2 separate regions of the Homo sapiens genome follow, and region 1 is linked to region 2. A link is a loop called in an ENCODE intact Hi-C map of the cell type or tissue named here. Cell type or tissue: PC-9. All regions are shown on one strand.

What was found. A loop is a pair of places that touch in the nucleus more often than their neighbours do. Peaks named below come from ENCODE experiments on the same cell type or tissue, not always from the same donor. Only the 100,000 strongest peaks of a DNase experiment are listed, where the experiment ranks them.
Region 1: a loop joins it to region 2, with 26 times the contacts of the local background. A loop is called at or near these places in 5 of 110 quality-filtered maps.

The regions. Positions count from the first base shown.
Region 1 is chr17:9,520,882-9,523,381 of GRCh38, forward strand. The region is part of intron 4 of STX8 (syntaxin 8); the gene reads right to left. Among named protein-coding and RNA genes, the nearest start is that of STX8, 54 kb to the right of the region's middle. In PC-9, a CTCF peak has its summit at 1,349 (motif pointing left); no DNase peak of the experiment used is centred here.
Region 2 is chr17:8,887,165-8,889,664 of GRCh38, forward strand. It overlaps PIK3R5 (phosphoinositide-3-kinase regulatory subunit 5), which reads right to left. Exons shown (of 19, transcript NM_001142633.3): 9 at 1,975-2,058; 10 at 1,007-1,727; 11 at 357-519; 12 at 1-57. LOC124903922 (a long non-coding RNA gene) reads left to right here and starts at 458. Exons shown (of 2, transcript XR_007065613.1): 1 at 458-536. RefSeq lists enhancers at 767-1,575, 1,576-2,384. In PC-9, no CTCF peak of the experiment used is centred here; no DNase peak of the experiment used is centred here.

The DNA.
Region 1 (2,500 bases), 630 kb after region 2:
CTGGAAAAAATATCAGTGTTTGGGCATTCACAGACCACAGGGAGGTTTGCAGTTAGGATGAGGGAAGATATTTCTGGGGTGTGAGTGAGCTGAGTCTGCAAAGCTTCGTAACTAGACTTGCCTATAGATTTGAAAACACTCCTATGATATAAAAGGGTAATTCCTTTTTCAGAACTTTTTTTGGTAGTTCCTTTCTGTGAATATAAAGATGCACAGAGGCTCAAATTTCAATTAGAAATAGATTCTTTGACAGAAATTCTTTAGAGACGAAGTCTGGCAACAATACGCAGACTGGATTACACGGAAGAGAGGCTGCAGTCAGAGAGGCAGGCCAAAAGGCCAGTGTGGTAATTTAGGTGGGAGGTAACAGGAGTCTGGACAAGGGAAGTGACAAGAGGGAACAGAGAGAAAGGGACAATTAACATAGTGGCTCAAGGGAAATTCCACAAGTGTTGATGAATAGACTGGATATAGGGAATAAAGATTGCCAAACCTATGTGACTTGAAGAAATTGACACGACTTCAGGAAAAGGAAATTTTTTCATTACCTTTCAATTTTCAACACAGCACTTAATAACAATCCCAGAGTTAAACTGGTCCTTCAAGAGATCATGATTATGTAGGAATATCTGTAGCCATATTTACTAAACTGTTAACATCTTTCAGTCCAATACTCTGTCCTACTCTTTTCTGTATCCCATCCACCCTTCCATCCATCCATCCATCTGACAAACACTGAATATCTTCTATGTATCAGGCACTAATCTAGTGACTTGTAAGTGAACAAGAGAGACATAAATACCTGACCTCATGGAGCTAATACTCAAGGGACAATAAATGCCTAACATTGTGCCGACTGCAAAGTTGATACTCAAAATATTTTTTGTTCAAATTGAATAATCTCCATTGAGTATTAGTCCAGAACAAATAAGAATCAGAACAAGGAAAATATCTTCCTTACATAATATCCAAGGAAATTTCACTATAGCACCTTTAAAATCTATTACAATCAAATATTGTTCTAATTTAAAAGCAATCCTATTTTTTCCTATTCATTGCTTGCCAAATTTACCAATAAAAAGTTTTAACACTAAATGAAAACCTTGATGAAACAGTTCACAGAAGAATAGAAATACAGGGTAGAAAAGGCCATCATTTTTTTGGGTCTCCAACTCAAATTTCAAAACCCCAGGGCACTGCTCCTGAGAGTCACACAGGCCATCTTAAGCAAAAAACAAAACCAAAAGGAACACTTCTGTACCTTAAATGTTTGCAAATCATGGTACCTTAAAAGTAGAAGAGGGGCAAAAAGGGGTGATACACAAAAAACAAGAATTCCAAGTAAAAGATGAATGAGCTGCTCTACCATATTTATGGTGACTGAGAGCCATCTGCTGGTTACAGTTTAGTTACAACAGTCCAGGAGGGCCAACTATTGCAGGCAGCTTCTCTATTACATGATGCATGCAACATGCTTAGAAACACAATGCACTGGTTCTCACTCCTGTGAGGAAGCTTAAAAAAGTTTCCTATCGGCCGGGCACGGTGGCTCACGCCTATAATCCCAGCACTTTGGGAGGCTGAGGCAGGTGGATCACGAGGTCAGGAGATAGAGACCATCCAGGCTAACACGGTGAAACTCCGTCTCTACTAAAAATCCAAAAAAAAAAAAAAAAAAAAAATTATCTGGGCATGTGGCGGGTGCCTGTAGTCCCAGCTACTCAGGAGGCTGAGGCAGGAGAATGGCGTGAACCCAGGAGGCGGAGCTTGCAGTGAGCCGAGATCGCGCCACTGCACTCCAGCCTGGGCGAAAGAGCGAGACTCCATCTCAAAAAAAAAAAGTTGATATCATACAAGCAGTGAGTAGGATAGTGGTTACCAGAGGCTGGGAAGGGCAAGAGGTTGGGGGAAGGAAAGGTTGGTTAAGGGAGACAGGGAACAGCTGGATGGCAGAAGTGAGTTCTGGTGTTCTGTGGCATACTAAGGTGAATACAGCAAATGATAATTTACAGTTTTTTGAATAGCTAGAAGAGAGGATTATGAATGTTATCAACACAAAGAAATGATACAGGTTTGAGGTTATGGGTATGCTAATTACCCTGATTTGATCATTACACATTATATACATGTATCAAAATATCACACTGTAAGCCAGGCTCGGTGGCTCTCACCTGTAATCCCAGCACTTTGGGAGGCCGAGGCAGGTGGATCACAAGGTCAAGAGATCGAGACCATCCTGGCTAACACAGTGAAACCCCATCTCTACTAAAAATACAAAAAATTAGCCAGGCATGGTGGCATGTGCCTGTAGTCCCAGCTACTTGGGAGGCTGAGGCAGGAGAATCACTCGAACCCAGGAGGCAGAGGTTGCAGTGAGCCGAGATTGCACCACTGCACTCCAGCCTGGGCAACAGAGCGAGACTCCATCTCAAAAAAAAAAAAAAAAATCACACTGTACCCCATAAATATGTACACTTATATGTCAATTAAATATATATGT
Region 2 (2,500 bases):
GCCGAGGTAGTGGGAGATGTCATTGGTGCTCTCCTCCCATGGGGTGGTGCCCAGCTCCTAGGGCAAAGAACAAGAGTCATCATCCCAGCTCCCCAGGAGGCCTGCCCATCCTAGCTCCAGGGCCTTGGATGGCACCTGCAGCCCCATGCTGAGCTTCTCCCTGCCCTTGGGGAAGTATGACAACTTTCAGTCTTTGTCATATGGCAAAATGTCATGTCCAAGTGCAGGGAGTGAGGGCCAGGCAGGGGGAGGTGCCCTGTCAACACAGGTGCTTGCTTTCCATGACTTCCAATCGGCTTCCTTCAGGTAGCCAGAACTCTACTTTCCCCGACCATTGGCCCAGGCTGGGGACATACTCCAGGGCTGGCGTGCCTAGGGGAGTCTGTCGGGGGTGAGGGCGTCTGGCTCCGAGGGGGTGGACAGGCACCAGGGCTGGTCCCATGACTTCGCTTCACAGGCACGTAGAAGAACTGAAGTTTGAAGAACCGTGTGAGGAGTGGGCGATTGTTCTCCAGCCGCCTGGCAAGAAGAAGATGGTGAGAAGGGGAATGGGCATGGTGGCTCACGCCTGTAATCCCAGCACTTTGGGAGGCTGAGGTGGGTGGATCACCCGAGGCCAGGAGTTCAAGACCAGCCTGGTCAACAGAGGGAAACCCCATCTCTACTAAGACAAAAAAAAAAAAAAAATTAGTCAGGTGTGGTGGTGTGCACCTGTAATCCCAGCTACTCGGGAGGCTGAGGCACAAGAATCGCTTGAACTGGAGAGCCAGAGGTTGCAGTGAGCCGAGATCATGCCACTGCACTCCAGCCCGGGCAACAGAGCAAGACTCTGTCTCAAAATAATAATAATAATAATAATAATAATAATAATAATAATAATAATAAAATAAAAATAAATAAGGGAACTTTTGGTTCCTCTGGGGCCCTAAGCCTCAGGCCCCAGATTCCACCAGCACAACAACCCTGTTACCCAGGGCAGAGGGATGCTCCGCATTACGGCTCTTACCGAAGGTTGCTGTACGCCCGAGCCACCTTCCCTGAAATCCGATCGGAGCCAAAGACCACAACACGTAGCGTGGAAGCCTTGGGATCCTCATCTCCACTCAGGAAGGGGCGGCGGCGCTGGGGGCGTGAAGCAGGGGCCAGAAGCCAGCTGGGCAGCTGGGTACCGAGTTTGGGCTGGGGCAGGGAGCGGGAGCGCTGGGCCCGGGAAGGGGGTGATACTGGTTCGTCCAGGGGGCTGCAGAGGCTCCCTGCCCGCCTCAGGGGCAGGGCCGTGTCCGAGCTGCCCTCCAGGCTCCGAGAGTCCCTCCGCAGTACCAGCTGGCTGGTGCTCTTGAAGAGTTTATAGATCCTGATGAACTTCTGCCCAGGCCTGCGGTGGCCTCGGCGTTCCTGGCTGCCACGCCTCCAAGGCCACTCGGAGGAGCTCTCCTCGCTGTCCTCCACGTAGCCGCTGTCCATGCCATCAGAGAGGCCTGAGACAAAGGAAGTCAGCAGATGGCGCGAGAGGGCCGGCCCCGAGGCCTGGGAGGATGCAAGGGACAAGGTGGAGTCATGGGACGCCAAAGAGCTGGTGGAGAGCAGGGAATCTCTCTCGGCACAGTGCCCGTCAGTTTCCAAGTCCTCCTCCACCTCCTCCTCCTCCTCTTCCTCCTCTTCATCATCTCCCAGGATCCCTGGCTGGAGTAGCTCCTGTTCCTTGAGCAGGATTTCCTGCAGGATGTCTGCAGGGAAGCAAGGCCAGCACTGTCTGGGCGTCTGGGCCCCGGATCCCCTTCTATATTCCCTTTGGAGGGGAGACAGCAGGACTCAGGGCCAGCCCAGGACTCCTAGCACTGCCCCCTTGCTCTGCTTAGAGCCTGCTCATGTGGGAGAGCTTTGGGGACGGGGTGGGAGCTGCATGGACCCAGGACCAGAAACACAGCTCAGGCAGTGTGGGGCATGGGTGTCACCAGGGCCCCGGCTCCTTACCAAAGCTGTCCTGGCTCCAGCTGTAGGTGTAGCACCTGGCGACAGGGATGGGGATGGTGTGGAGCTTCCCTGGTTTTGCAGTGTCTGTAAGAACAGGGAGGATAGGAGAAGAGGGCTGGGAAGAGGCCTTGGAGATTGGCCAGTCCAGTCCCCTTGCCTTGGAGAAGAGACCAGAGATGGGACAGGATCGGCACAAGGATATGTAGCTGGATAGGCTGAGGCTGAGTTACAGCCAGGGTGCCAGGCTCCAAGCCAGAGGCCCTTCTTTCAAGCACACCATGTAGATGGCATGCCCTTTATGAGCTGTGCGAATGTGGCCAAACCACAACCTCTGAGCCTCATTTTACAATGTGCCCATGGGAGAATAATAGTACTAGCCCAGAAGGTTTTTATGAGGAATATTGTAACAGGGAATGCTAATGGTTCCTCAAAGTCTGTGCTCCCTTCTATGGTACTGGAGTCATAGAGACGATGTTTCCCAGGCTCCTTTGGGGCAAGATGTGGCCACGTGACCAAGGCGGGCTCA